2 separate regions of the Homo sapiens genome follow, and region 1 is linked to region 2. A link is an interaction called in ENCODE POLR2A ChIA-PET data of the cell type or tissue named here. Cell type or tissue: A673. All regions are shown on one strand. Each heading gives the region's core, and the rest is flanking DNA. Links, peaks and the distances in the headings are about the cores only. Region 1 overlaps MYO10 (myosin X). Region 2 has its middle 100 kb from the start of MIR10522.

What was found. ChIA-PET counts read pairs that join two places held together with the same protein. Peaks named below come from ENCODE experiments on the same cell type or tissue, not always from the same donor. Only the 100,000 strongest peaks of a DNase experiment are listed, where the experiment ranks them.
Region 1: POLR2A ChIA-PET joins it to region 2 with 9 read pairs; 2 of 35 experiments call an interaction of 5 or more read pairs at or near these places.

What each region holds. Positions count from the first base shown.
Region 1 is chr5:16,752,767-16,765,350 of GRCh38, reverse strand. It overlaps MYO10 (myosin X), which reads left to right. Exons shown (of 41, transcript NM_012334.3): 12 at 955-1,101; 13 at 1,596-1,696; 14 at 1,804-1,870; 15 at 2,714-2,806; 16 at 3,238-3,306; 17 at 3,805-3,887; 18 at 7,125-7,233; 19 at 10,443-10,523. Among named protein-coding and RNA genes, the nearest start is that of RETREG1, 140 kb to the right of the region's middle. RefSeq lists enhancers at 9,511-10,151, 10,152-10,792. In A673, for the core only: no CTCF peak of the experiment used is centred there; a DNase peak (open chromatin) is centred at 5,760; H3K27ac peaks cover 978 bases.
Region 2 is chr5:17,050,005-17,062,588 of GRCh38, reverse strand. No RefSeq gene overlaps it. Among named protein-coding and RNA genes, the nearest start is that of MIR10522, 100 kb to the left of the region's middle. In A673, for the core only: no CTCF peak of the experiment used is centred there; no DNase peak of the experiment used is centred there.

The sequences.
Region 1 (12,584 bases), core at 3,540-7,539, 300 kb after region 2:
GGAAGCATCCGGCATGGGAGAAAGATGTAGGCTGGGAGGCTGTGCCAGTCTCGCCTTTTCGCATTTTTCTGCCTGCTTTATTTTCACTAGGAGCTTGTGCCCACCAGATTAAGGATGGATGTGCCTTCCCTAGCCCACTGACTCAGATGTCACCCACACAGACACACCCAGGATTAATACTTTGTATCCTTCAATCAAGTTGACACTCAGTATTAACCATCACACTCCTCTAATATGTTTTTAATTGGATAAATGAAAATGCTGACCATATTATGAAGAAAAACTTTGTAAATACAAAGTATAATAGAAAATCAGAAAAATTTTAAAAAGAGCTCACATCTTAATTATTGTTTTAAACCTGGTGCCAGGTGCGGTGGCTCACACCTGTAATCCCAGCACTTTGAGAGGCTGAGGCGGGCAGATCACCTGAGGTCAGGAGTTTGAGACCAGCCTGACCAACATGGAGAAACCCCATCTCTACTAAAAATAGAAAAATTAACCAGGTGTGGTGGCACATGCCTGTAATCCCAGCTACTCAGGGGGCTGAAGCAGGAGAATCGCTTGAACCTGGGAGGTGGAGGTTGCTGTGAGCCGAGATCACGCCATTGCACTCCAGCCTGGGTGACAGAGCTAGACTCCGTCTCAAAAAAACAAAAAACAAAAAAAACCTGGTAACATTTGTACCTGTATATATGGTTTAGATTCTTTTGTATAACAGCATAGCAAGTTGAGTTTGGAATCCTGGTATTTAATCTTAACAGAAGAGAAATATGTGAATTCCAGTTTATCTTTTCTTTAGATATCTGTCCTTTCCTAGATGAGATCGATTGACTTCACACTGGAGGGCCAGATGCTATGCTAGTCTTGTGTGTGTCTCTCAAGTGGGGAATGGATGGCCTTGCCTGTCTGGGGTGCCCGGGGTCAGCTGAGTCTGTGCTGGTTTCTCTCCCACAGGCAGTAGACAGCAGGGACTCCCTGGCCATGGCTCTGTATGCGTGCTGCTTTGAGTGGGTAATCAAGAAGATCAACAGCAGGATCAAAGGCAATGAGGACTTCAAGTCTATTGGCATCCTCGACATCTTTGGATTTGAAAACTTTGAGGTAGGTTTCCTAACAGTGCAGCACGTGAATTCTCTTCTGTCCATGATTAGCTGCTATTGAACAAATCTCTGTGAGCAAACTCTTTTTTTTTCTTTTTTTTTTTGAGAAGGAGTCTCACTCTGTATCCCAGGCTGGAGTGCAGTGGCGTGATCACAGCTCACTGCAACTTCCACATCCTGGTTCAAGTGATTCTCCCACCTCAGCCTCCCAAGAAGCTGAGATTACAGGTGCCTGCCACCACAGCCGGCTAATTTTTCTTGTATTTTCAATAGAGACGGGGTTGCACCATGCTGGTCAGGCTGGTCTTGGACTCCCGACCTCAGGTGATCTGCCCACCTCGGCCTCCCAAAGTGCTGGGATAACAGGTGTGAGCCACTGTGCCAGACAACAGGCATTGATATTTTTCTCTGCAGATCTTTTCTTTGTCTTTTCTTCACCTTTCTATATAATCGTGAGTACACTAAAGATACTTATTGAATGCTTTCCCCCCTTAGGTTAATCACTTTGAACAGTTCAATATAAACTATGCAAACGAGAAACTTCAGGAGTACTTCAACAAGCATATTTTTTCTTTAGAACAACTAGAATATAGCCGGTAAGCACTCATAGAATTCCATTTCAATTTTTTTTTTTAAAGCAGCAACTAGATTCGTTTTGAAGCTATGTTTTCATTTAACTTGGCTGTTTAAAATCTTTCTACAGGGAAGGATTAGTGTGGGAAGATATTGACTGGATAGACAATGGAGAATGCCTGGACTTGATTGAGAAGGTAATGTATTTTTGAAGAATGGTTACAGTCCCAAGGGGGTCCAGCTGGACTGATTCATATTTATGGGAACAAAATAACGTGCACGAACACGCACATCAACGATGTGAATGTTTAGAACACAATGGACCATTTGGAAACATAAATGTAAATGTGCAAGGTTGAATTTAAATACTTGGCTGCTTCAAACCTATTGTCTCATTGAACTCAGTATTTTAGAATCAACAGTGTGTGAATTGGCTTCCCTTAGATTTTAAGTCAGAAGCAAAGCCTTGCCAGTACCAATATAGATTTGCCAGTTGTAAAAGTTTTATCCCCAAAATTGCAACGGGTTCAATTTTTTTTTAAGATTTATATAAGAACTTAATTGGTTTTCTCTATAGTGTATCATTATGGATTTTCCAATCGAGAAATTACCATGCCTTTTCTTTTAACCACTCATTTGTTAGAGAGTAGAGAAGAGCTCTCAAATAGTTTGGGACGCACACATTCAACTTTTTTTTTTTTTTTTTTTTCCCCTGAGACGGAGTCTCACTCTGTCGCCCAGGCTGGAGTATAGTGACACAGACTTGGCTCACTGCAACCTCCGTCTCCCAGGTTCAAGTGATTCTCCTGCCTCAGCCTCCCCAGTAGCTGGGATTACAGGTGTATGCCACCACGCCCAGTTAATTTTTTTGTATATTTAGTAGAAACAGGGTTTCACTGTTGGCCAGGCTGGTCTGGAACTCCTGACCTCAAATGATCTGCCCATCTTGGCTTCCCAAAGTGCTGGAATTACAGGCATGAGCTACCCATGCACCCAGCCACATTCAACTTTTAATTCATTTTTTCTTTTTCTTCTTCTAGAAACTTGGCCTCCTAGCCCTTATCAATGAAGAAAGCCATTTTCCTCAAGCCACAGACAGCACCTTATTGGAGAAGCTACACAGTCAGCATGCGGTATGTCAAAACCTGCAATTCTTCATCACATTGGAGTAGCACGTCTGTGGGTTGGGATTACACACCAGACATGTCAGTCCGCTGGCCCAACTGTGCCTCCCACATTGAACATTTATTCTCAAACCAAAGCTGTTCTTCTATTACTAGAACTAAATTGAAATAAGCAAAAGGGTTAGATTTGGAGCTACTTGTTAGAATGCCCAAGCTTATTTAGAGAACGTAAAATTGTTAATCTATTATAATGACACAATCGAGAGTTAACATGGTTTTTATAAAGTGCACCATATGCCGTGTCCTGAAACGCAGATCCATGGCAAGTTTGGAAATGATTTTCACTGTCTTTTGTATTTAGTGTTCTCTGGAAGTCAAAGGAAATCAGTGAGTGAAATAAGGCATTGTATTTTTTTTTTTTTTTTTTTTTTTTTTTTTAGAATAACCACTTTTATGTGAAGCCCAGAGTTGCAGTTAACAATTTTGGAGTGAAGCACTATGCTGGAGAGGTAACTTTTTATTAAGATACCTATTGATATTTGCCTGTTTGGTATTCAGAGAAAACAGTGGTTTCAGAAGCCAATCATGAATTTATTGGGCTGGGCATGGTGGCTCACATGAGCCTACAGTCCCAGTACTTTGGGAGGCTGAGGCAGGAGGATCACTTGAGGACAGGAGTTTGAGACCAGCCTGGGCAACATAGATATAAAAAACATCTTACAAGATATTTTTTAAAAAGTTAGCCTGGCATGGTGACACATCTGTTGTCCTAGCTGTTCTGGAGGCCGAGGTGGGAGGATTGCTTGGGCATAGGAATTTGAGGCTGCATGAGCTATGATCACGTCACTGCACTTCAGCCTGGGAAATAGAGCAAGACCCTGTCTCTTAAAAAATAAATAAATAAATTTCTTGGAATGATTTCTTTTTGTGGCTCTTTCAGGGAAGTTGCTTATGACCTGAAACTATTCTTTCAATCAGTTTTCTCCTCTCTTATTTATTAAAACTAGGTGCAATATGATGTCCGAGGTATCTTGGAGAAGAACAGAGATACATTTCGAGATGACCTTCTCAATTTGCTAAGAGAAAGCCGGTATGTCAGTCTTCTCACCGAGAAGTACTTAGCAAGCAAATGAATATTTGTGCAAATGCTTTTAATTCACAAATATAGAACAAATTGCTGTTATGTAAGAAACTTAGTATTGTTTTTCCCAGGTAATACTTCATCAATGAAGTAACTCAAAAGTATAACAATAATACAAGCAAGGTCGGGCATGGTGGCTCACGCCTGTAATCCCAGCACTTTGGGATGCCAAGGTGGGCAAATCACGTGAGGTCAGGAGTTTGAGACCAGCCTGGCCAACATAGTGAAACCCCATCTCTACTGAAAATACAAAAATTAGCCAAGCATGGTGGCAGGCACCTGTAATCCCAGCTACTTGGGAGGCTGAAACAGGAGAATCGCTTTAACCTGGGAGGTGGAGGTTGCAGTGACCCAAGATTGCGCCATTGCAGTCCAGCCTGGGTGACAAGAGTGAAACTCTGTCTCAAAATAAATAAATAAATAAATAAATTAATAATAATAATAATAATATAAGCAATGACTGCCATTTAGTGAGGTACTGAAATAAACCAACCACAGAGGTATAAGTAACATACTGTTATTAATCCTCTTATGCAGATGAGGAAACCGAGCCTTGAAGCAGTTAAAGCTGTTAAGTGACTTCCCCAAGACCTCTCAACTGGTAACCAGTGAGCCATCGAGTCCAGTTTTGATCTGGTCTGGTTGGCTTGAGAACCTTAATATCTTAAGCAGTGTGGTCTGCTGTCTTCACAGGGAGCTTAGAGCTGCGTGGTTAAGCTGATTTCAGCCTTGGTTTTATAGGACTCCTGTGTCTCTAGTTAGTAAAATAAATGCCTTAATTCAGCTATAATTATAAATTTATTACATATTCATTTATTCGTTCATGAATTATAAATTTACACCATTAAATCAATAAAGAAAACACACAGAAACTTGCAGTGATAAGTTATTTGTATGTATTAGACCAGGAAGTGTCCTTTTTGGTTTTTTTTTGGTTTGTTTTTTTTTTTTGGAGACAGGGTCTCGTTCTGTCACCCAGACTGGAGTGCAGTGGCGCAATCTCGGCTCACTGCAACCTCCACCTCCCAGGTTCACGCCATTCTCCTGCCTCAGCCTCCCGAGTAGCTGGGACTACAGGTGCCCGCCACCACGCCTGGCTATTTTTTTTTTTTTTTTTGTATCTTTAGTAGAGACAGGGTTTCGCCATGTCAGCCAGGATGGTCTCCATCTCCTGACCTCATGATCCGCCCACCTCGGCCTCCCAAAGTGCTGGGATTACAGGCATGAGCCACCATGCCCGGCGGAAGTGTACTATTTTTAGGAGGCTTTGTAAGAGAGAAAGAGTTTAGGGAAAAAACCCTTTCCTGAAAGCTTTCAGCACCTGTGTTGGATCTGGTGGGAATCTGTAACAAAAACACATGTTTATATCTAAGGAAGGAAAGTAGCAAAAAAGTTTAAAAGCTGTAATACTTTTAGAAATGTAAATACTAGATGGCCACCTGTCACTTAGATAGGAATGAATTGGGACAAAGGGAGCCCATATAAGGTAGTATCAGCCTAGAAACTCAGAATTTGAAACATTTGATCTTCAAACTTATTTTAACTCTTCTATGTGAGGGTTCACTATATACAACATTGTTAGCTATTTTATTTTTAGGTGAGTTTTCAGACCTGTAAAAATGATGGGTGTTTAAAAAACACCATAGCATGCTGTCAAAGCAATTTCTTAGTTTAATGCGATACGTTTAAATAAAAGCCCTGTATTGATGTTAAGTAGAGGCAGTTTGTCGTAGTGAAAAGATTGCAGGCCTGGAGACCAGCGAGGTGGAGTTTCGCCAGCTGCCTCTGTGCCAGCGTGAAGCAGTTTTGTGAGTGGTGTAAAGAACTTCCTGTCTCAACCCCAGGTTTCCCCTTGCAAACCGAGGAGCTGGGGCTGTTCACTTGCTTCACTCTCTTTCACCTTTGACATCTGTGACATTTTAATGGAACCAAAGCTTCTCTCCAAAGAGCTCAAAGCACAGTTAGAGAACTTAAGAGAGTGAGCATTAAAGAGCACCCGAGAACAAAAATGAAAAAGGTTGGGGCAAAGCAAGAAGCGACCAGGGAAAGCTCTAATATTGCCGCTTGTGGGGAGGCAGATGCTCAGAAGTCTTCCCTGACTGTCCTGGTGACAGTGAAGCCACCAACCCCACCAGCTCCATAGCCCATGATACCTTCCATGCAAGGAAGATTTAAAAATCATTGAAGGCTGGGCGGGCGCGGTGGCTCACGCCTATAATCCTAACACTTTGGGAGGCCGAGGCGGGTGGATCACCTGAAGTCAGGAGTTCAAGACCAGCCTGGCCAACATGGTGAAACCCTGTCTCTACTACAAAATATAAAAATTAGCCAGGCGTGATGGCAGGCGCCTATAATCCCAGCTACTCAGAAGGCTGAAGCAGGAGAATCGCTTGAACCCGGGAGGCAGAGGTTGCAGTGAGCCGAGATCGCACCACTGCACTCCAGCCTGGGTGAAAGAGCGAAACTCTGTCTAAAAAAAAAAAATTATTGGGAAGCTTTTCACTTTTACCTTGTTAATAGTAGCAATGGATTTTACAGAACTTTTTAAATAATAACTAATATCAATATATATGATATGCCAGGTAGCATGCTTTCTGCCTTTTACATGCATGTTCTCCTTTCATTCTCACCTGGCATTAGGGGATAAATTAAAAAATTATCTCCATTTTCCAGATGAAAAAACTGAGGCTTAGAGAGAGATGAAACATCTTGCCCAAGCAACACAGCTGGGAAGTGGGGAGACAGGATTTGAACCATCGCCTGCCTCACCCTGTAATTAGTGTTCCCCAGGAGCACCTTTCCATCCGTTAACTGCTTCAATCTTTGCAACACTGCAAGATGGCAAAACTAATAACTCACTTTTGCAAGTGAGGAGACCGAGGCTACAGAGGCTTAGATGGCATTCCAGAAAGCACAGAGCTCCTAAGTGGGATTCCACCCTTTGTCACTGTCATGCCAGTCCCCTTCTCTGCAAGACTCTGGTCTCTGACACTGCCACGTGTTTTCAGTGCCTAAAGCTCTTTGGCAGTGTTTGGTTTGAAATCTTTGGAAGCTGTCTTAGTTCTTCCAGGCCTAGGGTGTATTACTTTGAATTATCATTGAGAAAGGGCACCATTAATTACAATAATCTTGCACCTAATAATGGGTGTGTGTGCCTCACTGACCTCCTGCTCTTGCCTCACACAGATTTGACTTTATCTACGATCTTTTTGAACATGTTTCAAGCCGCAACAACCAGGATACCTTGAAATGTGGAAGCAAACATCGGCGGCCTACAGTCAGCTCACAGTTCAAGGTTCGTTTTCACTGCTGGCTTAGAGGAATCCGTCGTTACTGTATTTTTAAGAACTGAAAAGAGGATTTGGGTGTATGTGAAGTCTATGAGAATATTTGTTTATTTTTGTTTCCTTTTATATCATGCTTTTAAACCAGATAGTGCTTTAGAAATAAAATAGAGTTTTGGCTCACGCCTGTATTCTCAGCACTTTGGGAGGCCGAGGTGGGCAGATCACCTGAGCTCAGGGGTTCAAAACCAGCCGGGGCAACATGGTGAAATCCTGTCTCTACAAAAAATACAGAAATTATCTGGGTGCGGTGGCGCATGCCTGTAGTCCCAGCTACTCAGGAGGCTGAGGTGGGAGGATTGCCTGAGCCTGGGAGATCAAGATTGCAGAGAGCTGTGATTGCACCACTGCACTCCAGCCTGGGTGACAGCGTAAGACCTAGACTCTGTCTAAAAAAAGAGAGAAAAGAAATAAAATAGACTTTTTCTCTGAGTCAGATGAAAACATGTAGATCCTTTTTAAAAAAATAAATGGCTATTTCTTCTAAGCTTTTGAAATAGCAAACTCCTTAAGGCCATTTGGGACCACTCTGATTTGTATTTAGAGACTCATGTGGAAATGGGATATATTTCTTCTCATATCTGGATGTTTTTTCCCCCTGGTTAGATGAGACTGATGTCAGTTACCTTGTCCTAGGCTCTTAATCTTCCAGCAGAGGTTTTCAGTTTTCTTTTTCTAGAAGGTCGGTTTGCCAGGACTTCTCTGAGAAAGCTTTTTTTTTTTCCGTGTGTGTGTGTGTGTGTGTGTGTGTGCGTGTGTGTGTGTGTTTGTGTGTGTGTGAGACAGGGTCTTGTTCTGTCACCCAGACTGGAGTGCAGTGGTGTAATCACGCCTCACTGCAGCCTCAAACTCCCAGGCGCAAGTGATTCTCCCCCCTCAGCCTCCTGAGTAGCTGGCACTACAGGTGTAAGCCACTACACCCGACTTTTTTTTTTTTTTTTTTTTTTTTAAAGGCAGAGTCTCGCTCTGTCACCCAGGCTGGAATGCAATGGCACGATCTCAGCTCACTGCAACCTCTACCTCCCAGATTCAAGAGATTCTTCTGCCTCAGCCTCCCAAGTAGCTGGGACTAGAGGCATGCGCCATTACGCATGGCTAATTTTTCATACCCGGCTAATTTTTAGATGTTTTACTGAGATGGGGTCTTATTATGTTGCCCAGGCTGATCTCAAAATTCTGGCCTCCAGCGATCCTCCTGCCTCAGCCTCCCAAAGTGCTGGAATTACAGACGTGAGCCACTGCACCCACCCTTGGGTTTTTGAAATGTTTGAGACTTTAAACTGGACTAGCAGTGAAGGAAATGGAAAAGGGTGGGTGAGCTTTCCAGGTGCAGGCGAAGGCAGGAGAAGAGCCCAGACACAGAGATGCAAGTCCTGTCTCTGAGGACTGTCAACAGACAGTAGAACACCAGCCGGACAGGACACCTCGTGAGAATTTAAGATGGTATCAAAATATGAAGGGCCGTGAATGTCAGGATGTTTTGTCTTGTGAGAAATTTTAAAGTTTTCTGAGCTGGAGAAGTAATTAATCCATGTAGTGTTCAGACAGTTCAGTTTTCTTCAACAAGATTATGAGAAGAAAAAAGAGACAGATGGAGGGAAAGCCAGTGGATTAAAAGAGACTGAAAAGATGCATCCACCAATTACAATGAATGGACCATATTTGCATTTTGATGCAAAAGAACAAACCCTTTAAAATTTATGGGCTGGGCATGGTGACACATGCCTGTAATCCCAGCACTTTAGGAGGCCTAGGTGGAAAGATTGCTTGAGTCGAGGAGTTCGAGACCAGCCTGGGCAACATAGCGAGGCCTCATCTCTACAAAAAAAATTAAAAAGTTATTCGGCATGCCCTTGTATTCCCAGCTACTCAGGAGGCTGAGGTAGGAGGATCACTTGAGTCTGGAAGGTTGAAGCTGCCGTGAGCTGTGATCACACCACTGTACTCCAGCCTGGGTGGCAGAATGAGACCCTGTCTCAAATAAATAAATAAATAATAAAATTTTTAAAAATCATAAAATTTGAAGCAGTTGAGCATTTTAATATGAAATGTGAGACCATTGCACATTTTAATATTAGTTTAAGGAATTAATGTCATCTTTTCAGGTGTGATGATGCTGTGGTTACACAGTGCTTTAAAGTGTTTAGCCTTTAATCCTACATACTGAAATGCTGCTGGAGGAAATCACATCATGTCTGGGATTTGCTTTTCCACAGGGGTGGGTATAGTATGTGTGGATCAGGCGAAATGAGATTAGCCCTGAGCTGAAGCTGGTAATGAGAACTCATTGTATGCTTTTGTCTGCTTTGGTAAATGTTAAAAACTCTAAAAAAAAAAAAAAAAAAAAAGTTGGAAAAGAAAGTAGTATTAAAGATTGATCTGGAGTCTGTAAGTCTGGCGATTTGAAGGTAAGAGTGAGAGATTGTGGCTCAGAGACCAGTGAAGTGCTGGCATAGACTGTCATTTCGATGGAACTAATGAATTGGGAAGAATAATGACAGTGGAAGAGTGGCTATTTCTCAGTTTTTCTGTACTAAACGTTGAAATATCCTAGGATGATTTTTGTTTGTTGACAGAATGGTTTATTAAAATTGTACTATTTCAGGCCGGGCGCGGTGGCTCACGCCTGTAATCCCAGCACTTTGGGAGGCTGAGGCCGGTGGATCACGAAGTCAGGAGATCGAGACCATCCTGGCTAACACGGTGAAACCGCATCTCCACTAAAAATACAAAAAATTCTCCGGGCATGGTGGCGGGCGCCTGTAGTCCCAGCTACTCTGGAGGCTGAGGCAGGAGAAGGGCATGAGCCCGGGAGGCGGAGCTTGCAGTGAGCCGAGATCACGCCACTGCACTCCAGCCTGGGTGATAGAGCGAGACTCCGTCTCAAATAAATAAATAAATAAATAAAATAGAATTTTACTATTTCAAAGGAAGTGATAAATGAGTTTGGTGTATTATCGAATAATTTCAATTATTAATACATTGACTCAGTATGTTTATTTTATATTAGAATGACAATTAAAAAATGAAAACCTCTAAGTTATTAGTCCTATGATTTATATTGTGTTTTTTAAATTATTGTTTCTAAGTGCCTAGAGTACTGAGAAATTTAAAGAATGACATAATAAGAGACTAAATCAACATATACTTTTTCTAATAGGACTCACTGCATTCCTTAATGGCAACGCTAAGCTCCTCTAATCCTTTCTTTGTTCGCTGTATCAAGCCAAACATGCAGAAGGTAAGATTGATGACAGTCCTAGGCTGGGATCTGTCTCGAGGGACACAGCCTCCTGGGGTGGTTACTCACAGATTTGGTTTCTCCAAAGTCCTTTCATTGTAGATGGTTGGAAATGGATATGACATTATTATAACTTGACATGAAATGAAAAAGTTCCCTTTGTCCCTTGGGCCTGTTAGTCTGCTTTTGAGTGATGTTATTAAGCTTTAGGGACATCTATTTGAAAAGGAAACATTGTGAAGCCTTTACTTTTTTTTTTTTTTAGCGTTTGGTTTAAAATTCTTGGGAAAAGTTTCAGAGTGTGATACATCATTTTACAGGAAATATTTGATGTGTGGTGGCTGATTTTTTTTTTAAAGTTTTTATTTGTCTTTCTTTCCTTCTTTTTTTTGCTTTATTGTTATTTTAAACACGATGAAGAGGCTTTAAGTAGTAATGCTAGATTTTAAGTACTTTAAATAGTTGTTTATAACTAATTAGAAAGCACTCTAAAGGTTGTCATAAGTATTAATGTCTTGGCTCTTTGATTTTAGCTTTCTAATTTCATAATCCGATTACAAGGAATGTGAGCTTAAAAAGGAAAAGCTACCTAAACAAAGAAACTATAGTGTTAGATATATGCAGTCGCTGAATCCACAGCTAATTAGGTAGCTTGTCTTAAAGTATTGTTAATACATTTAAATTATTTTGATTCAGCAAACAGCCTCTTAGGAATGCTTCTTATGTGAGAAAACCCCTACAAATTTTAATTGTAATGTAATTTTTATGTAATTTAATTGTAATGTAATTTTTATGTAATTTAATTGTAATGTAATTAAATTGTAAAATTTAATTGTAATTTTAAGAGCTAATGTTAAAGAACTAGATGCCATCCTCATAAGGTTTAAGGTAAAAAATCTGATCTGAACTGTTTCCCATGAGACTTGGTTTATTATATTCTGGTAATTTGACTGATGCTGGATCTTATCTTTTATAATGCCAACCAGTTGCCTTTGGCTTAATATTGCATGGATTCCTCATTTATAGTTTAAAGATGTATGCTTATAAGAACCACAGTAGCCGGGCATGGTGGCTCACGCCTGTAATCCCAGCACTTTGGGAGGTCGAGGTGGGCGGGTCACATGAGGTCAGGAATTTGAGACCAGCCTGGCCAACATGGTGAAACCCTATCTCTACTAAAAATACAGAAATTTGCTAGGCATGGTGTCACGTGCCTGTAATCCCAGCCACTCAGGAGGCTGAGGCACGAGAATCACTTGAACCCAGGAGGTGGAGGTTGCAGTGAGCCAAGATCTGCCACTGCACTCCAGCCTGGGAGATAGAGCCAGACTCTGTCTCCCAAAAAAAAAAAAAAAAAAAAAGGCCGGGCACGGTGGCTCACGCCTGTAATCCCAGCACTTTGGGAGGCCGAGGCGGGTGGATCACAAGGTCAGGAGATGGAGACCATCCTGGTTAACATGATGAAACCACGTCTCTACTAAAAATATTAAAAAACTAGCTGGGTGTGGTGGCAGGTGCCTGTAGTCCCACCTACTTGGGAGGCTGAGGCAGGAGAATTGCCTGAACCCGGGAGGCGGAGCTTGCAGTGAGCTGAGGTCATGCCACTGCACTCCATCCTGGGCGACAGAGCTAGACTGTCTCAAAACAAACAAACAAAAACAACAACAACAAAAAACCAGAACCACAATGTTGAATTATCTGTCTTCTAGAGAGGCAAAATTGGACATCTCTTTAAGAGAAAATAACCTGTTCAGTTTGTTACCTTACTGTGAGATATGATGGTGAGAATTTGGTGTTTGTGTGACCTGAAGTGACAAAGTGGTTTTCTGTTGAAGATCTGTGCTGACTTTATGTGCATGATTCTGGTAGTTTAAAAAGTAACCCATCTTTCCGTTTTTCAAAAGTATGTCAAAATATTTAAGGTTATCACCAAAAAAATGGTAACATAAAAAAATGCATAGCTTTTTTGGGGACATAGTGTAGGAAATTAATAGTTGGAACATCTCTCCATAGATAACACTATGTCACGTAGCTGGTTTATGTTCCACTTGGTTTGCTTTG
Region 2 (12,584 bases), core at 5,760-9,759:
CTGCGCCATGCACCCGCACTCCTCAGCCCTTGGGTGGTCTATGGGACTGGGCGCCGTGGAGCAGGGGGCGGCGCTCCTCGGGGAGGCTCCCGCAGCGCAGGAGCGGAGCGGGGTGTGGTTGGGGGAGGCTCAGGCATGGCGGGCTGCAGGTTCGGAGCCCTGCCTTGCGGGGAGGCAGCTAAGGCCGGGAGAAGTCGAGCACAGCAGCTACTGGCCCAGTTGCTAAGCTCCTCTCTGCCGCTAGCCGGCGGGCTAGCCGGCCGCTCTGAGTGAGGGCCCACGGAGCCCACGCCCACCTGAACTCGCGCTGGCTCTCAGGCGCCCCGCGGCAGTCCCGGTTCCCGCCCTCGCCTCTCCCTCCGCGCCTCTCCCTCCACACCTCCCCGCTAGCCGAGGGTGCCGGCTCCGGCCTCGGCCGGCCCAGGGAAGGGCTCCCACGGTGCAGCGGCGGGCTGAAGGGCTCCTCAAGTGCGGCCAGAATGGGCACCAAGGCCAAGGAGGCACGCAGAGAGCAAGGGCTGGGAGGGCTGCCAGCAGGCTGTCACCTCTCACTATGAGGGAGAGCAGATTTGTCAAGGCTGCTTAAACAGTCCCATGATTCTGTGGGAGGGGCACCCATGTAAAAGGGGTCCCCTTAGGCCCCGAATTTACCATGGCCTGGGTAATAGGCCTATTTGCTGGGAGAATATAAAGCTAGTCCACCATGGCTTGCATATGAAGCATATTAACTGCTTCATCTGGGGGGCTTCACTTGGTATTTTATAGGGAGAGTTGGGCAGTCCCCTTCTCAGAGCAAACCGACCTTATAATGGCATTCTGCGGTCCACTAGGCTGATTGCTTTCTTAGGAATAACCCCCTGTGCATTTGGAACACGTATACTCAGTGATTGTTCAGTAATGAGCTGTGGGTCCTGCATTAATCCAAACAAGCTCTTAAATTGTGTAGCATTTAGGCCGGTGCGGTGGCTCACACCTGTAATCCCACCACTTTGGGAGACCAAGGCAGGCAGATCACCTGAGGTCAGGAGTTCAAGACCAGCCTCGCCAACATGGAGAAACCCCATCTCTACTAAAAATACAAAATTGGGCATGGTGGCGCATGCCTGTAATCCCAGCTACTTGGGAGGCTGAGGCAGGAGAATCACTTGAACCCAGGAGGCAGAGGTTGCCGTGAGCCGAGATTGCTCCATTGCACTCCAGCCTGGGCAACAAGAGCCAAACTCTGCCTCAAAAAGAAAGAAAGAAAGAAATTTGATCCCACCACTTACTTGGCAGCTGTGCAACCTTAGGCTAAGAAAGAGAAGATGGGAGGTGACGGGGAGCCTCACCCAGTGTCAGTGGAGAGACTTAGGAGAGCCCTCCTCGGCTGACAGCATGGCAGGAAGGGTAAATAATAATTGAGTTTTGGAATCAGCTGGACCTGGGTCCTAATCCGACTTCAGATTCTTTAGCTGCCATGTTCTTGGGTACACTACCTAGTCTCATCTGTAAAACTGGAACCTTGAAGTAGCTATCTCCTAAGGTTGCTATGAGAATAAAATGAGACAATGTATGAAAAGAGATGACAGCCCCAGGCACCTCATAAATGCTCAGTTAATAGTGGCTTATTTGTCCGGATACACTAGAATTCCTGCCCTCCCATCCCACCTTTCTCCTCACTGATAGTGAGACTCCCTGATAGTGAATGAGTGAATGTCAAAATGAAGAGACAATTGGCAAGTAAAATAAAGAGACACTTGGCAAGTAAAATAAATGTTCTTCGCTGTTTAGACACAGGAATTCTATTTATTCATTGACAATATGCAGCCAATGTTTATTGAGCATCCGGCACCACTTTAGGTCTATCCTAAGGGTACCATCATGATGCAAATATTATAATCGCAAGTTTACAGCTGAAGAAGCGGAGCCACCATGCAGGGGGTGACAGACCCCTGAGTGTTCAAGCTGCAACCTGGACCCAAACCTTCTAACTCCAAGGATACACTCCCTTCCTTAGTGAGCTCATCCAGTGGTCTAGCTTTACATGCCGTCAACAATGCTTATAATTACCAAATGTAGAGCCCCTCCAGCTCAGACATCTACCCTGAACTCTCTTTTTTTTCCTTTTTTCTAGAGACAGGGTCTCTTCTGTTGCCCAGGCTGGAGTGCAGTGGCATGATCATGGCTCACTGCAGCTTAAAATTCCTAGGTTCAGGCAATCCTCCTGCCTCAACTTGCTGAGGCGCTAGGACTACAGGTATGCACCACCATGCCCGGCTAATTTATTTAATTTTTTGTAGAGTTAGGGGGTCTCACTACGTGGCCCAGGCTGTTCTTGAACTCCTGGCCTCAAGAGGTCCTCCTGCCTTGGCCTCTCAAAGTGTTGGGATTACAGGTGTGAGCCACCATGCCCAACCTCCCCTGAATTTCAACTCTTTTATCCAATATATATTTTTTGATATTTCTAGTGGGATGTCTAATAATCGTCTCAAATTTAATGTACAAAGCCAAGTTGTTGACAACCATACCCTCCCTCCAGCCAACCAGGTACTCTCACATTTCTCATCAATCTCAGTACATAGCCAGTCCATTCTTATCAGTTGCACAAATAAAAACTTTGGAATCATCTTTGACTCTTCTACACCCATGTAATCTGTGGATAAATCTTTTCAATTCTACTACAAAAAAAATATACAGAATCTGACCACCATCCACCTCCTCCATGCCACCAACCTGGTCCAGGCCACCCCCATCTCTTGCCCGAATAACTCGCTAGAGCCCTTACTGGCTTCCCTGCTCCCACCCTTGTTTACCAACAGGCCAATTTCCAACCTTGAAATCAGTGTGATTTTGTTAAAACATGAATCAGATCACACTGTTTTTTTTGTTTGTTTGTTTGTCTGTTTTTGTGAGACAGAGTCTTGCTCTGCCACCCAGGCAGGAGTGCAGTGGCATGATCTTGGCTCACTGCAATCTCTGCCTTCTGGGCTCAAACGATTCTCCTGCCTCAGCCTCCCAAGTAGCTGGGATTACAGGCACCTGCCACCACGCCCGGCTAACTTTTGTATTTTTAGTAGAGATGGCATTTCACCATGTTGACAAGGCTGGTCTTGATCTCCTGACCTCAGGTGATCCGCCTGCCTTGGCCTCCCAAAGTGCTGGAATTGCAGGCGTGAGCCACCACACCCAGTTGAGACCCTGCCTCTTAAATTTAATTAATTAACTGAATTTTTAAAATTGAAAAACTGTCCAACAGCTTCCCATCTCATGTTCTATGCATAATCTACGATCTGTGCATGATCCATGACCTGTCTGTGAGCTCTGTGTGATCTGTTCATGATCTATGTATGATCTATGATCTGTGCATGATCTTTACATGATCTTTCCATGGTCTACACAGGACCGCCCCATCCTTACCCTCCTGTCTTCACCTCATGATCCTTTCTCACTTTCTCCAGATACATTGAATATGCCAGGGTCTCTCCTGCCTTCTCTCCTTTGCCTTCGTGGCTCATTCCCTCTCTTCTTTTCAGGTCTTCATTCCACTAGGTAGGTCTTTTTACATAGTACCCCACCCTTCCCCCAGCTCAGTTATCACTTCTAAGATGCCATAGATTTCCCTGGTCTATCTCTCTCTTTTTTTTTTTTTTTTTTTTTTTTTTGAGACAGAGTCTTGCTTGTTGCCCAGGCTGGAGTGCAGTGGCACAATCTCAGCTCACTGCAACTTCCACCTCCCGTCCTGGGCTCAAGTGATCCTACCATGTCAGCCTCCCGAGTAGCTGGGACAACAGGAATGCACCACCACGCCCGGCGAGTTTTTGTATTTTTTTGTAGAGATGGGGTTTCACCATGTTGTCCAAGCTATCTATGTCATTTTCCATCTGTCTCCTTGCACTAGAATGTAAGTTCTTCAAAGACAGAGATCTTTGTTGTGCTCACAACTCACCCGTCTCCTTAGCACCTAGAAGATTGCTTAGCACACATGTTTAATAAATATTTGTTGAATGAATGAGTAATTAAATAAACGTAATACTTTCTTCTACAAACTGTGCCTAAGAAGATAGCCATGTGCAAAGGCTAAAACTCTGATGTTAGAGAAAGGATTTTATTTATTTTTTGAGACAGAGTGCAATGGCACAATCTCAGCTCACTGCAACCTCCGCTTCCTGGGTTCAAGCAATTCTCCTGTCTCAGCCTCCTGAGTAGCTGGGATTACAGGCATGCACCACCACATCCATCTAATCTATGTATTTTCAGTAGAGACCGGGATTTTGCCATGTTGGCCAGGCTGGTCTTGAACTCCTGACCTCAGGTGATCCGTCCACCTTGGACTCCCAAAGTGCTGGGATTACAGGTGTGAGCCACCTTGCCGGGCCTAATTTTTGTGTTTTTAGTACAGATGGGGTTTTACCATGTTGGCCAGGCTGGTCTCAAACTTCCAACCTCAAGTGATCCACTGGCCTCAGCCTCCCAAAGTGCTGGGATTACAGGCGTGAGCCACTGCGCTGGCCCCAAATGTTCTTAATCACTGATGCAAGTAGACAAGAGGGCAGAAGTACAGGAAATAATTCAGACCACAGGCCTAGGAGCCAGAAGGGAGATTTCTATTCTTAATTCTCTGCCATTGGGCTTCCAGAGCCTCCTTCCAGAGCCTAATAGTTTGGATTCTATTAGTCAGCATTGATTTGGGTTTACTTCAGTTTAATTTAGTAGGAACCTCCAGCTAAGCTCCAGAGTGGAGAGGAGTACAAATTTTCATTTTCACCAAGGTCTTGTTTATAAAGAAATGAATTTAGTCACATTTTACCTTGGCAGGCAGCCCGTTTGTCCCATACTGCCCCAGAGAAAAGCTACTGTAACAAAGGCAGACACATAGTAGACGTGTTAAAGAGCTTGAGGGTCATCCAGTAGGTTTTGCCAACCTCCAGACAACTCTGCCTGTTACTGAGTCTCAGCTTATCCAGTAAAAGTCCCACCTAGAGCCACAAGATTAAAACTGCTGGATGAGGCTCATCTCGAACAGCCCCACACTGGCAGCCAAGAATCCCAAAAGAAAAAAAAAAGAAAAACTTGCTAAACTGGTTGCCAAGGACACTTTGCTTTGAATGAGACTCTACTTTGAGAGGGAGAAGCAAAGGTGAAGAGAGGAGAGTAAATCTCAGGCTGTGCTTCTCCCCTGAACTTCAACCCCAGGAAAACGGCATAGCTAAATTACAAAAGGACTTCCAAATTGGGGCATGTGTCTAGGCAACTTCCCAGGAGAAGACAATACGAATGTGCAAATTCCATATTGCAGATAATCTCTTCTACCTGAAAAAAAATGCAAAACTGAGAGGAGAGGAGGCAATACTTAGTGCTGTTATGCAGGAAGAACTGTTCTTTTTTTTTTTTTTTTGAGACAGAGTCTCACTCTGTTGCCCAGGCTGGAGTGCAGTGGCACGATCTCAGCTCACTGGATTCAAATGATATTCCTGCCTCAACTTCTCAAGTAGCTGGGATTACAGGCATGAGCCACCATGCCCCACTAATTTTTATATTTTTAGTAGAGATGGGGTTTCACCATCTTGGCCAGGCTGATCTTGAATTCCCGACCTCAAGAGATCCACCCACCTCAGCCTCCCAGAGTGCTGGGATTACAGGCATGAGCCACTGCACTCAGCCAGAACTGTTTTTTTTTTTTTGTTTTTTTTTTTGTTGTTGTTGAGATGGAGCCTTGCTCGTCGCCCAGGCTGGAGTGCAATAGCACGATCTCGGCCCACTGCAACCTCTGCCTCCCAGGTTCAAATGATTCTCCTGCCTCAGCCTCCTGAGTAGCTGGTATTACAGGCATGCACCACCACACTCAGCTCATTTTTTTGTGGAGATGGGGTTTTACCATGTTTAGTAGAGATGGGGTTTCACCATGTTGGGTCAGGCTGGTCTTGAAATCCTGACCTCGTGATCCCCCTGCTTCGGCCTCCCAAAGTGCTGGGACTACAGGCGTGAGCCACTGCATCAGGCCAGAACTGTTGTTTTATAGGAGACGAAGAGATTCACAAACAGCCAGGAGCTAGGTCCTCCCTGCTTTGTATTGAAGCCGGAAAATCGAAGAGATTCACAAACAGCCAGGAGCTAGGTCCTCCCTGCTTTGTACTGAAGCCAGAAAATCGTGGATTCATTGTCTGAGAATGAAGCCAGGTGCCGGGAATTTATGAGCCTTGAGGAAACTGACTGGAGAGAGAGCGCCTTCCCTAAAGTCTGTGTTCTCCCCTCTTTATAAATTGTATTGCAGAAGCATATTTCAAAAATATAAAAGTTGGCATGAATAAGACAACATTTGGGGTGTCCAGAAGGCACTGAGTAGTAGTGGGTGTGGTTGGAAGGCACTCAGGGAACACTGTCTTGGAATTAATCCCTTTCTGGGCAGAGCCCAAGCTTTGGCAGTTGATGGGAATTCCCCTAACAATGGTAGAATGACACTTTGGCCCAAATACATCGTGAGCTTTGTCCTAGACCAAGTTCCATTTTGATTTTCTAATCTTATCCTTTAGTTTAGCTAAGTGACCAAATAATTTTCCAATACGGTCTTTGATATTTATGTATTTTAATGCCTGGTGTGTGAAGACTGTCTTTGCGTATACTTACCGATTCTCACAGAAAATGTGTTATTATCCCCATTTTTGAAGAAACTTGAGGCTCTTTATAAACAAGACCTTGGTAAAAATGAAAATTTGTACTCCTCCCCCTTCTGGAGTTTAGCTGGGGGTTCCTACTAAATTAAACTGAAGTAAACCCAAATCAATGCTGACTGATGGAATCCAAACTATGCAGGAAAATGGTGTCATTTTAAATACAGTAAAATTGTCAATTTTTCTATTTTTTTCTCATCGTTTCAGTCATCTACTTCAAAATTATAGACATTATGAAGAAACTGAAAGAAAGTTGCATTTTTCTGTTTATTTGGGCAATTGCTGGTCATGACTGATATAAAGTTGACTGTTTAAATACTGCATTTGAAAAAAACAAAAAAACACCAAAAAAAAAGAAAAATAAATATTGCATTTGAAACTTCATTTTAATAACTTGCTCAAGTGAGATAAATTATTCCTTTTAAACTATTATTTAAAGAGAGCCACTCCAGCAGCCTGCGCAACATGACAAAACCCCATCTCTACAAAAAGTAGCCAGGAGTGATGGTGCGCACTTACAGTCCCAGCTACTTGAGAGGCTGAGGTGGGAGGATCACTTGTGCCCAAGAGGGCGAGGCTGCAGTCAGCTGAAAATCACGTCACTGCACTCCAGAGTGAGATCCTGTCTCAAAAAAAAAAAGGAGAGCCACTCCAAAATATTTTAATATTATCAGTATTATTTTTATCGACATTATTTTTTAACATTGTCAGCATTAGTCTGCTATTTTTTTAAAATACTCGGTGTATATAGAAACGTTTAATGAGCTCATGACCTTCATGGTTAGGGATAGGATCTTAGAATTCCAGAAGAAACACAAAGTGAAATTCTAGGTCCTTGATACAAGGAGCAGAGAAGTAGATATTGGATTTCAGTGGGAGGATGCCAGGGGTGACTTAGGTCTCTTCCTAGCACAGCAACATTGATGGAATCAAAGTGATCGCGTTTTTCACAGTGGTCTTCCTTACATTGGGAGACCCCAGAGGTTTCTTTTAGAGTGGGAATCACCGCCAACGTGGGAGAAAAACGCTGCTTCCTGGTTGGCCTCCATCTGCCTGCCGTAAAGCAACCAGTGGCCAAGGAGACTTTTCCAAACAGCCGCCGTTCCCAGGATGCTGTGTGTCTGCTTCTCTGGATTCCCAGTGTAATCGCCTCCTCCAATTAACCTTGACTCTGGAGAAACTAAAGACTACAGTGGTCACCTATGAAAACTCAAGCTACTACTTCGCATAATCAGGGAAGCCATTCAGAGGGTTTATCTCACAGAAACATATGCAGACACGGGTGTAGTTCCAAGGATTTTGCATCAACTTCACTAGCTAACATTTCTTTTTTCTTTTTTTTTTTATTGAAACAGGGTCTTTCTCTCTCTGTCACCCAGGCTGGAGTGCAGTGATGCAATCATAGCTCACTGCAGCCTCGATGTCCTTAGTTCAAGCGATTCTCCTGTCTTAGCCTCCCAGGTAGCTGGGACTGCAGGCATGCACCACCACACCCAGATATTTTTTCTATGTTTTGTAGAGACGGAGTCTCACTATGTTGCACAGGCTGGTTTTGAACTCGGGCTCAAGCAATCCTCCTGCCTTGGCCTCCCAAAGCACTAGGATTGCAGGTATGATCTACTACACCCAGCTGATAGCTTTGAATATATAGAAGAATTCCTCAGTAAAGCCTGTTTTTATAAAATTTTCATCTTCTGATAAACACGAGAGAAAATATATCTAAGCAGTTCTCAAGGAAACAAAGATAGAACAATTAAGTTAACATTCCTTTGAAGCAAATATGTAAGTTGCTTATGTGAAGATTTCCTATCTTTGTTTGCATGGATACAAAACAACAAACAATTCAAGGGTCCCAGATAAGGATGACCATAGCTGGGTTTCTTGAGGGAGACAGCCTAATCACATATCAGTTCTGCTTGGAAATCACAGACATCCCTGCAACAGTGTCTGGCTTCTGGTTCTTAAGCTATCTGTCCATCACCGTCCTTATGTTCTTGTTTCGATTTCATCCATATTCATTTGGTGCCAAGGCAGAACTCCAAAGTGATCTGCAAAAGTCTGTGGTTAAGTCCCATTACAGAGGATATGAACAAAAGCACTAACATTTATAGAGCAATTCAGGATGGGCCAAGTTCAGCCAGACTCTATTCAAAGCACGTTGTTTATATTATCAGGGTGATTCCTCAATGGGACCCAAAGAGATAAGTACTGACAATGGCACCCCTATTTTACAGATAAACAAACTGAGACAAATGGGAGTGAAGCATTTTGTCCAAACCCTCGGGGTGTGAATGTCAGAGCCAGGTGGGCCAGTGCTGCAGCCACCTGTTGACACTGCCTTTGCTTGGGCAGCATGCTTAGAAAATCACGACTAATGAAAGAAAAAAGTCTTCATGTCTAATTTTTTTGTTTTAGACGGAGTCTCGCTCTGTCACCCAGGCTGGAGTGCAATGGCATGATCTCGGCTCACTGCAATCTCCATCTCCCGGGTTCAAGTGATTCTTCTGCCTCAGCCTCCCAAGTAGCGCAGGTGTGTGCCACCACGCCTGGCTCATTTTTGTATTTTTAGTAGAGATAGGGTTTCACCTTATTGCCCAGACTGGTCTCGAACTCCTGACCTCGTGATCTGCCTACCTCAGCCTCCCAAAGTGCTGGGATTACAAGCATGAGCCACCGCGCCTGGCCTCATATGTAATTTTTAAATATTTCAGATATTCTATATATTCAATCGTAAATTTAAATGAAAACTTATTAAATTTCTATATTCTGCCAGGTGCAGTGGTTCATGCCTGTAATGGCAGCACTTTGGGAGGCCGAGGCGGGAAGATCACTTGAGCCCAGGGGCTCAAGACCAACCTGGGCAACATGTCAAGACCCAGTCTGTACAAAAAATACAAAAATTAGCCTGGGGTGGTGGTGTGCGCCTGTGGTCCCAGGTACTCAGGAGGCTGAGGCAGGAGGATGGCTTGAGCCCCGGAAGTCAAAGCTGCAGTGAGCCATGATCACACCACTGTGCTCCAGCCTAGGCAACAGAGTGAGGCCCAGTCTCAAAAAATCAAAAACAAACAACAACAAACATATATATATAATAAATGTCTGTATTCTCATGGGTACAAAAACATAGTTGGAAAGAATGAATAAGCTCTTGCATGTGGGTAACCAGAAGAAGAAAGAAGAAGGAGAAGAAAAAAGTAAGGTAAAGAAACAAACAGGCCGGGCACGGTGGCTCACGTCTGTAATCCCAGCACTTTGGGAGGCCAAGGCAGGCAGATCATGAGGTCAGGAGTTTGAGACCAGCCTGACCAACATGGTGAAACCCTGTCCCTACTAAAAATACAAAAAATTAGCTGGGTGTGGTGGCATGCGCCTGTAATCTCAGCTACTCAGAAGGCTGAGGCAGGAGAATCGCTTGAACATGGGAGGCGCAGGTTGTAGTGAGCCGAGAATGTACCACTGCACTCCAGCCTGGGCGACAGAGCAAGACGCCGTTTCAAAAAAAAAAAAAAAAAAAAAAAAATGAAAAGAAGAAACAAACAAGCCAGGCACAGTGGCTGACGCCTATAAATCCAGCACTTTGAGGCGGGCAGATCACCTGAGATTAGGAGCTCGAGACCAGCCTGGCCAACATAATGAAACCCCATCTCTACTAAAAATACAAAACAAAACAAAAAAATTAGCCGGGCATGGTGGCACACACCTGTAGTACCAGCTACTTGGGAGGCTGAGGCAGGAGAATGGCTTGAACCCGGGAGGAGGAGGTCATAGTGAGCCGAGATTGTGCCACTGCACTGTAGCCTGAGTGACAGAGCAAGACTCCATCTCAAAACAAACAAAGAATAAGACCTAGTGTTAGCTAGCACAACAGGGTGACTATAGTTAAAAAAAAAAAAAATATATATATATATACACCTCTCTCTCTATATATACGTATATATATATAAAAAATATATATATACATATATATATATAAAAATATATAAACGTATATATATAAAATATATATACGTATATATATAAAAAATATATATACGTATATATATAAAAAATATACGTATATATATAAAAAATATATATACGTATATATAATATATATACATATATATATAAAATATATATACGTGTATATATATAAAAAATATATATGTGTATATATAAAATATATATATACACGTATATATATTATATATATAAAATATATATATACGTATATATATAATATATATATACCTCTCTATATATATACGTGTGTGTGTGTGTGTGTGTGTATGTGTGTGTATATATATATATATATATAGTGTGTGTGGCAGAGTCTTGCTCTGTCACCCAGGCTGGAGACTGCAGTGGCGTGATCTTGGTTCACTGCAACCTCTGCCTCCCAGGTTCAAGCGATTCTCCTGCCTCAGCCTCCCGAGTAGCTTGGATTACAGGTGCCCACCACCATGCCCAGCTAATTTTTTTTTTTGTATTTTTAGTAGAGATGGGATTTCACCAAGTTGGCCAGGCTAGTATCAAACTCCTAACCTCAGGTGATCTGCCCACCTCGGCCTCCCAAAGTGCTGGGGTTACAGGTATGCGCCACTGTGCCTGGCCGTAAAAAATAATTTAATTGTACATTTAAAATAACTAAAAGAGTTCAACTGGATTGTTTGTAACACAAAAGATAAATGCTTGAGGTGATGGATTTCCCTTTAACCCTGCTGTGAATATTATGCATCGCATGCCCGTATCAAATATCTTACGTGCCCCACAAGTATATAAACTTACTATGCACCCACAAAAATTGAAAATAAACTTGAAAACCTAAAAACAAAACAAAAATCAACATTAAAGAAAAGTTTTCTGTATTTTCTGAGTTGTCTCAGTGGGTAATTTATCATCCCACTTTACTTAAAGCTTTGTCATTTGGGAAAAAAATAATTCCTGCCTTTCCATTGGTAATCTATCCCAGTTAAATGCATTGTTCAGCTCCACATTTGGCTTTTGGGTGCTCAACGTAGGGATATAAAGCATCTATTTCACCCAGACATAGCATTCATTCACTCAAAGTTTATGAAATTCCAGAAATTGAATGTACGACAGCGGCCGGGCAGTTTCTCATGCCTGTAATCCCGACACTTTGGGAGGTCGAGGCAGAAGGATCACTTGAGCCCAGGAGTTTGAGACCAGCCTGAGCAACACGGCAAGACCTTGTCTCCACAATCTCAGCAGTGTCATCAAATGGTGACAAGACTTTGTCATGTCCTAGAGAAAAAGATTCTCAGCACTTTCTACATTAAAAGCCTCTTTGGAAGGACAAATTCTATTTCACACAAATCTATGGAGTTTAACATCTGTATCCCCTCCTGCCAGTAAGCACTAAGCTTAAAAGAGTATTTCATCTATGACCTCTGAAATCTGATCAATGGCGTTGAATTTTCCCACGCCATCACACCAGCTTGTTTTCAGTCGTATTGTTGTACAAATTGCCACAAAAAATATGCAAAAGTTTTTAAACAAAACTTGGCACCATGTTGATAATGTGAACCTGCAATGTGAGGTCATGCTATTGTTGACCATGTTAACTTCCACTAATAGGAATCTGCATCCTGCCTTGTTCTTCAAGCATCAACAAAATGAAGATAGTTTTTTAAAATTTATATTTAATCACACAAATCAGTTAAATTATTTAAAATATCCTATTAATTTATAAGCTCTTTGAGAGCTGGAACAATTTTCATTCTGCCATTCATCTTTGTAACCTTCACAGGACTTAGCCATAGACACTAATTAAAAATGCACACTCACACACACACACCCCTACATACAAACATATACAAATATTTACAGTTGAAATGAAAAAAGCGTGTACAGTACCATCATGGTTCACTGTAGCTTCGACCTCCTGGGCTCAAGCGATCCTTCTGCCTCAGCCTCCTGAGAAGTTGGGACCACAGGTGC